Regions from separate parts of the Homo sapiens genome. Here region 1 is linked to region 2. A link is an interaction called in ENCODE POLR2A ChIA-PET data of the cell type or tissue named here. Cell type or tissue: Panc1. All regions are shown on one strand. Each heading gives the region's core, and the rest is flanking DNA. Links, peaks and the distances in the headings are about the cores only. Region 1 overlaps SLC38A4-AS1 (SLC38A4 antisense RNA 1). Region 2 overlaps SLC38A4-AS1 (SLC38A4 antisense RNA 1).

Evidence for each region. Peaks named below come from ENCODE experiments on the same cell type or tissue, not always from the same donor. Only the 100,000 strongest peaks of a DNase experiment are listed, where the experiment ranks them.
Region 1: POLR2A ChIA-PET joins it to region 2 with 5 read pairs; 2 of 35 experiments call an interaction of 5 or more read pairs at or near these places.

What each region holds. Positions count from the first base shown.
Region 1 is chr12:46,424,617-46,429,013 of GRCh38, forward strand. The region is part of intron 2 of SLC38A4-AS1 (SLC38A4 antisense RNA 1); the gene reads left to right. Among named protein-coding and RNA genes, the nearest start is that of SLC38A4-AS1, 43 kb to the left of the region's middle. In Panc1, for the core only: no CTCF peak of the experiment used is centred there; no DNase peak of the experiment used is centred there; H3K27ac peaks cover 2,170 bases.
Region 2 is chr12:46,628,458-46,632,854 of GRCh38, forward strand. All of the region lies in intron 3 of SLC38A4-AS1 (SLC38A4 antisense RNA 1), which reads left to right. Among named protein-coding and RNA genes, the nearest start is that of SLC38A4, 200 kb to the right of the region's middle. In Panc1, for the core only: no CTCF peak of the experiment used is centred there; no DNase peak of the experiment used is centred there; H3K27ac peaks cover 328 bases.

The sequences.
Region 1 (4,397 bases), core at 153-4,152, 200 kb before region 2:
TATTGGGTGCATATGCATTTAGGATAGTTAGCTTTTCTTGTTGAATTGATCCCTTTACCATTATGTAATGGCCTTCTTTGTTTCTTTTGATGTTTGTTGGTTTAAAGTCTGTTTTATCAGAGGCTAATATTGCAACCCCTGCCTTTTTTTGTTTTCCATTTGCTTGGTAGATCTTCCTCCATCCTTTTATTTTGAGCCTATGTGTGTCTCTGCACGTGAGATGGGTTTCCTGAATACAGCACACTGATGGGTCTTGACTCTATCCAATTTGCCAGTCTGTGTCTTTCAATTGGGGCATTTAGCCCATTTACATTTAAAGCTAATATTGTTATGTGTGAATTTGATCCTGTCATTATGATGTTAGCTGCTTATTTTGCTCGTTAGTTGATGCAGTTTCTTCCTAGCCTCGATGGTCTTTACAATTTGGCATGATTTTGCAGTGGCTGGTACCGGTTGTTCCTTTCCATGTTTAGTGCTTCCTTCAGGAGCTCTTTTAGGGCAGGCCTGGTTGACAAAATCTCTCAGCATTTGCTTGTCTGTAAAGTATTTTATTTCTCCTTCACTTATGAAGCTTAGTTTGGTTGGATATGAAATTCTGGGTTGAAAATTCTTTTCTTTAAGAATGTTGAATATTGGCCCCCACTCTCTTCTGGCTTGTAGAGTTTCTGCCGAGAGATCCGCTGTTAGTCTGATGGGCTTCCCTTTGTGGGTAACCCGAGCTTTCTCTCTGGCTGCCCTTAACATTTTTTCCTTCATTTCAACTTTGGTGAATCTGACAATTATGTGTCTTGGAGTTGCTCTTCTCGAGGAGTATCTTTGTGGCGTTCTCTGTATTTCCTGAATCTGAATGTTGGCCTGCCTTGCTAGATTGGGGAAGTTCTCATGGATATTATCCTGCAGAGTGTTTTCCAACTTGGTTCCATTCTCCCCATCACTTTCAGGTACACCAATCAGACGTAGATTTGGTCTTTTCACATAGTCCCATATTTCTTGGAGGCTTTGTTCATTTCTTTTTATTCTTTTTTCTCTAAACTTCTCTTCTCACTTCATTTCATTCATTTCATCTTCCATCACTGATACCCTTTCTTCCAGTTGATCGCATCGGCTCCTGAGGCCTCTGCATTCTTCCCGTTGTTCTTGAGCCTTGGCTTTCAGCTCCATTAGCTCCTTTAAGCACTTCTCTGTATTGGATATTCTAGTTATACATTCATCTAAATTTTTTTCAAAGTTTTCAACTGCTTTGCCTTTGGTTTGAATTTCCTCCTGAAGCTCTGAGTAGTTTGATCGTCTGAAGCCTTCTTCTCTCAACTCGTCAAAGTCATTCTCCGTCCAGCTTTGTTCCATTGCTGGTGAGGAGCTGGGTTCCTTTGGAGGAGGAGTGGCACTCTGCTTTTTAGAGTTTCCAGTTTTTCTGCTCTGCTTTTTCCCCATCTTTGTGGTTTGATCTACTTCTGGTTTTTGATGATGGTGACTTACAGATGGGTTTTTGGTGTGGATGTCCTTTCTGTTTGTTAGTTTTCCTTCTAACAGACAGGACCCTCAGCTGCAGGTCTATTGGAGTTTGCTAGAAGTCCACTCCAGACCCTGTTTGCCTGGGTACCAGCAGCGGTGGATGCAGAACAGTGGATTTTCATGAACCGCGAATGCTGCTGTCTGATCGTTCCTCTGGAAGTTTTGTCTCAGAGGAGTACCTGGCTGTGTGAGGTGTCAGTCTGCCCCTACTGGGGGGTGCCTCTCAGTTAGGGTGCTCGGGGGTCAGGGGTCAGGGACCCACTTGAGGAGGCAGTCTGCCCGTTCTCAGATCTCCAGCTGCGTGCTGGGAGAACCACTGCTCTCTTCAAAGCTGTCAGGCAGGGACGTTTAAGTCTTCAGAGGTTACTGCTGTCTTTTTGTCTGTCTGTGCTCTGCCCCCAGAGGTGGAGCCTACAGAGGCAGGCAGGCCTCCTTGAGCTGTGGTGGGCTCTACCCAGTTCACGCTTCCTGGCTGCTTTGTTTACCTAAGTGAGCCTGGGCAATGGCAGGTGCCCCTCCCTGAGCCTCGCTGCCACCTTGCAGTTTGATCTCAGACTGCTGTGCTAGCAATCAGCGAGACTCCGTGGGTGTAGGACCCTCCGAGCCATGTGCGGGATATAATCTCCTGGTGTGCCATTTTTTAAGCCGGTCAGAAAAGCGCAGTTATTAGGGTGGGAGTGACCCGATTTTCCAGGTGCCATCTGTCACCCCTTTCTTTGACTAGGAAAGGGAACTCCCTGACCCCTTGTGCTTCCTGAGTGAGGCAATGCCTCGCCCTGCTTTGGCTCGCACATGATGCGCTGCACCCACTGTCCTGTGCCCACTGTCTGGCACTCCCTAGTGAGATAAACCTGGTACCTCAGGTGGAAATGCAGAAATCACCTGTCTTTTGTGTGGCTCACGCTAGGAGCCATAGACCGGAGCTGTTCCTATTTGGCCATCTTGGCTCCCGGGCACATCTCTTTATGATAAAAGCCCTCAACAATCTAGGCATTGAAGGAACATACCTCAAAATAATGAGCCATCTATGACAGACTCACAGCCAACATCTTACTCAATGGGAAGATGGAAGCATTGCCCCTTAAGAACTGGAATAAAACAAGGATGTACACTCTAACTACTCCTATTCAACATAGTACTGGAAGCCCTAGCCAGAGTAATCAGACAAGACAAAGAAATAAAAGGTACCCAAATAGGAAAAAATAAGTCAAATTATCTTTCTTTGCTGACAATAAGATTCTATACCTAGAAAATCCTAAAGATTCTCCCCAAAGACTCCTAGATCTGATAAACAACCTCAGCAGTCTCAGGATACAAAATCAATGTACACATATCAGTAGCATTTCCATACCCAATGACATTCAGCTCAGAAGCAAATTAAAAATGCAATATCATTTATGGTAGCCACACACACAAAAAATAAAATATCCGGCAATATATCTAACCAAGGAGGTTAAAGATCTGTACAAGGAGAACTGCAAAACACTACTGAAAGAAATCGCAGATGACACAAACAAACGGAAAAACATTCTATGCTTATGGATTGGAGGAATCAGTATCGTTGGAATGTTTATACTGCCCAAACACATCTACAAATTCGATGCTATTCCTATCAAATTGTGAGTCACTGTTCACAGAATTAGAAATAACTGTTCCAAAATTCATATGGAACCAAAAAAGAGCCCAAATAATCAAGACAATTCTAAGCAAAAAGAATAAAGCTGGAGGAATCACATTACTTGACTTCAAGCTATACTACAAGGATGCAGTAACCTAAACAGCATGGTACTGGTACAAAAATGGACACATAGACCAATGAATAGAATAGAGAACCCAGAAATAAAGCTGCACACCTACAACTAACTAATATTTGACAAAGTCAACAATAACAATGTGGAAAGGACACTCTATTCAATAAATGGCTAGCTATACACGGAAGAATGAAACTGGACCCGTACCTCTCACCATATACAAAAATTAACCAAGATGAATTGAAGTCTTAAATGTAAGACCTCAAATTATAAAAATCCTAGAAGAAAAACTAGAAAATACTTTTCTAGACATTGATTAAGGCAAAGAATTTATGACTAAGTCCTTGAAAGCTAACATGACAAAAACAAAAATGGACAATTAGGTCCTGATTAAACTAAAGAGCTTTTGCACAGCAAAAGAAACTATCAACAGAATAAACAGACAACACACAGAATGGGAGTAAATGTTTGCAAACTATGTGTCTGACAAAGGACTAATATCCACAATCTATAAGTAATTTAAACAAATCAACAAGAAAAAACAAATAGCCCCATTAAAAAGTAGGCAGAGGACTTGAACTGACACTCCTCAAAAGACATACAAGTGGCCAACAAATAAAAAAATGTTCAGCACCACTAATCATAAGAGAGACACAGGCCAGGTGCAGTGGCCCACGCCTGTAATCCCAGCACTTTGGGAGGCCGAGGCAGATCACCTGAGGTCAGGAGTTTGAGACCAGCCTGGCCAACATGGCAAAACCCCATCTCTACTAAAAGTACAAAAATTAACCGAGTGTGGTGTGGTGGTGCATGCCTGTAGTCCAAGCTCCTCGGGAGGCTAAAGCAGGAGAATTGCTTGAACCTGGGAGTTGGAGATTGCAGTGAGCTGAGATCGTGCCATTGCACTCCAGCCTGGGTTACAGATGGAGCGAGACTCTGTCTCAAAAAAAAAAAAGAGACACACACACAAATGTAAACCATAATGAGATACTATCTCACACCAATCAGAGTGGCTATTATCAGAATTTCAGAAAACAACAGATACTGGCAAGAATGAAGATAAAAGAGAATGCTTATACACTGCTGGTGGGAATGCAAATGAATTCACCGCCTGTGGAAAGCAGTTCGAAGATT
Region 2 (4,397 bases), core at 332-4,331:
TTTTAAGAAGGATAATGGCAAGAACATATTTGCATATGAGAGATAATTATTTTAGCATTTGGAAGATGGATTTTTAGGAAAGGGTGAGACTAGAGGCCAGACAATTAATAGATGACCGATAATAGTAAGTGCTGCCGCCAGACTAAAATCCAGATATCCTGGCTCCAAATCAGGAGGTCTCAACCACTATCTAGGTTGCCTTTCTTGTGCAGAGTTCATGAATAGAGTTCAGGAGGCAGTTTACTTGGGTTCAAAACCCTGTTCTGACCCTTAGGGGTGGTGAAATTATTGAAGGATCACTTAATCTTTCTTTGTTTCAGTCCCCTCATCTGTATAATGGGGAGAATACAAATATAGTACAACCTCATGATGTGTGTGTGTGTGTGTGAAGATTAAGTGGATAAATATTTATAAAGTTCTAATAATTGTGCTTGGCAAATAGCAACCACTGTGTAAATGTTGGCAGTGATGATGATGATGCTGGTGGTGATGGTGATGATGATAATGATGTAGGCAACTTTGTCCCACAGCAGGTCCTAATGGAGGGAACTCAGCGGGATGTCCATTCCTGGAAACTGTGAGAACTGATCAGTTACTCTGGATAGGAAAGAGATAGGAATTCTCAAATTCTCACTATGACCTTCACAGTCTATTGGCAGTGAGGTCTTCAGTGAGTTTCCAGATCTAGGTCCACCCATATCTAGAAGCAAGTTGAGCTTTCTCAAAAGGCAATACAAATGATTACTGACTATCTCCTGTTGCAGGGTTCTCAAACATTGGAATGCATCAAAAACATCTGAAGAGTTTGTTTAAACATAGATTTCTGCATTCCAACTCCAGAATTTGTGATTCAATAGATCCAGAGTAGGATCCAAGAATTTGCTCTTCTAACACATTTGAGGGTGATGCTGATGCTGCTGGTCCTGTCTGGGGTCCACACTTGGAGAACTCCTGCCCTGTTATGTGCTCTACTACCTTGCATTAAAGAAAATGAATAAGACTCAGTGTTCCTGGCTTCCTGCTTCCTCCCAAACTGTCTGCTGAGCAACCCCTGATTTCCTCACTGTTTCAGAAGCACTGGCTCTGTAGGCTCCCAGGATGTGTGTGCTGCATGGATCTCTTCTCATCTGTATAACCTCATCCGTGTAACTAAGAGATTGAACCAAATCCCCAGGCCCACTGAATAAGAAATCAGAGTTAAGGCCCCCATGGGAGAGGTGGGTACCTCAGAAGCCAATCTCGTGTGATCCTGCCTTTCATTTCTCTATTGCCCCACTGGAATCATTTGTTGTTGAAGTGTCTATGGCTCTGTGTTTGTGAAGAAAACAGGCAACTCTCTCTGACATTTTCAGCTGTGATTTTGATTTTCCATTCCATAGTTAACTAGTTTAAAGGAGCACAAACCAAAGGTTGTCACCATCGCTAATCTTTGCAATGATTAACTAATTAACATAGTGATTGCAAAATGAACTATTTTCACAACTCAGTGATTCTGATAACTGTGGTTAGCTTGGGTATCATGTGTGTGTGTACATATGTGTGTGTGTGTGTGTGTGAGAGAGAGAGAGCGAGAGAGAGAGATTCTCTAACTCTGATTTCCAGGATTGGCTCCTGTCACTTGGCACCCTTGCTGACTGCACCTGTTTGCAACATTGGGCTACAGGAGGAGTCCTGGAATGGAAGCCTGATGAAAATGACTGGGTAATTCTTAGGATGAAATAGAAGAAGAAATGTAAGACATTTGGAGTTGGCAAGCAGGCACCCTACCAGTTTTGAGATGGGGCAGGTAGGATTTCAATGGCATGTTACATAACCATCCTCTAAAGGGACAGAATGTACATTTCAGTGGCAGAAAAAGAAAAGCACTCTGTTCTACTATGGTTAATTGTTATTAATAATTTAAATGTTGCTTTATCATATTACATATTTCTGCTTACATCCAATGACTTACATAAAAAAATCCTTAGATCCTAGATTTTTGGACTAAGTAATCTTTTTTTAAAAAAAAAAAAAAAAAGCATAAAAGCTCTAATTGAATCCTAGCAAATTTTTGTATTGGGATTTATTACACTGTCTCTTTTTGAAGCTTTCAAATATATTAGGATAATAAAAATAAATATTAATCTTAGCAACATACTGGTGATGGTGGCAGACCATCTGTATTTAGTAGTGGCAAATACCGAGTTCCTACTAGGTCAAGGTATAGCACTAGGTCCTGGGGTGGTTAAAAAAATGTTCTTGCCTTTTTACCAGTTAATAAAGAGATTAAACAATTACACATTTGTAATGCAAATTGAATATTTAAAATATCCAATAGATACATAATGCTATGGAGGTTGAGCAAAGGCAGTGCTTTTATCTGATTGTGAGGATTTGGAGGAATCCTAGGGAAGGGTGTGGAGTACAGAGTTTTGACAGGAGTGACTGGAGGAGGGGCCATCTATTCTGGAGTAAAGAAAGGTGATATTTTGGCTCTGTGCAGAGTCACTGAAGGACAATTATGATGAAGCTGGTTCTTGAAATACTTCTTGTTCCCACCAGAGGCTGTCTAGTGACTCCCACAGATGTCTTGTCTTGGAAGATGTGTTATACCAGGCCGGGCATGGTGGCTCATGCCTGTAATCCCAGCACTTTGGGAGGCCGAGGTGGGTGGATCACCTGAGGTCAGGAGTTCGAGACCAGCCTGACCAACATGGAGAAACCCCGTCTCTACTAAAAATACAAAAATTTAGCCAAGTGTGGTGGTGCATGCCTGTAATCCCAGCTACTTGGGAGGCTGAGGCAGGAGAATCGCTTGAACCGAGAGGTGGAGGTTGCAGTGAGCTGAGATTGTGTCATTACACTCCAGCCTGGGCAACAAAAGTGAAACTCCATCTCAAAAAAAAAAAAAAAAAACAAAAAAAGAAGATGTGTTATACCTTAGAACTCACTCTGTGTGAAATGACTGTCACATAGTGAGAGGCTGTCACAATGGCCAGGCTTCAAGATGGGTTCATTTCCTCCATTCTCTTGTGCTCTCCTTAAATCATTCCAAGTGTCAAAATTAGTGTTTTCAGAGGAATTGACATGTCAACTGGTAGCTTATTGAAACTGGTTGTCATTACAATAAACGTTGCTAGCATTACAATAAGCCTAGAAATACTGGGCTTCTGCCATCTCTCAGAATGAGAGTCAGGTAGGTGTGAAAGTGATTAAGAAAGCTTTGTATTTAGGGCTGGGGAGGCATTGGCCATACAGTGCAAAGAAAGTATAAGTGAAGGGATGTGAGATATAGAGGTCATCAGGGTTGAAGCTGAAATGTTGGTGTTGCTTTTTAGAAGTGAGGTTTGTCTGTGGTAAGCATGTTTTTTATGACCAACATTTTTGCTATGTAAAGCTTAGTAAAAGCTTTTCCTACATAATATGTGAGTGAGATCACTTCAGAAGTAACTCAGGAAATTCTTTTTCCCATAAAAGTTGGGACTGAGATTGTTTCTGGCCATTCCCCACAAAGGAGTGATGTAGTTTACAGAAGAAATGGTTTAGAGGATAACTATAAATCCCCACAAAACTTGTTGTTTTCATCCATATCACCAGGAAGACACTCAGCAGCACATTTCTGCCTTGAATCAATTCCCAGTAGAGTTAGAAGACCAAACTACTGCAGGCTGAAAAGCACCTGAATGGTGGACATTGTGTCAAGAAAGGTGGTGAACCCTACTCTCGGACTGAGGTGGAGGCAAGGATAAGTGTGCATTCTTCAGAAAAGGCTCCAGGGATCATCTGGAAGAAGAGAAGTTATGGGTCATACTTTACCATCTCAGGCTTGTGGACATTGCTCATATTTATGTAACAAAGTCTTTATATCAATATTAGCTTTTCTATGTACCAATTTGTTTCTAATTTAAAACAAGCAAGTATAGAAACTTATTATTGACTAGTCTTGGCTACTAAATATGTCTTTAGGTGCTCTTCATGGAGGTAGAGTGAGTAAGAAACAACAACAACAACAACAACAACAACAAAAGATGGGGCACTACCAGACACCAGTCTTTCCCATTAACTCTTTCTGCACTTCACCTTAAGGCTTAAATGTATTCTCTAAGCTTCACTTAATTTTTTTAATGCAAACATCCAGTGTTGGTGCTTCTTTTTACTAATTTGATAGTGATGTTAGAAATTATTGTGTATCACTCTAAGATACTTTCTTAAAAGATAGACTAGTTTTAGAGTAGTTTTAGTTAGGTTGAGTGGAAGATACAGAGATTTCTCATATACTCACTGTCCCCACATATGCAGTTTCCTCTATTATCAACATCCTCTCTGCATCCATCCACAGGGTACATTTGTTACAATTGATAAATATACATTATTATCACCCAAAGCTCATAGTTTACATTAGGGTTCACTCTTGGTAG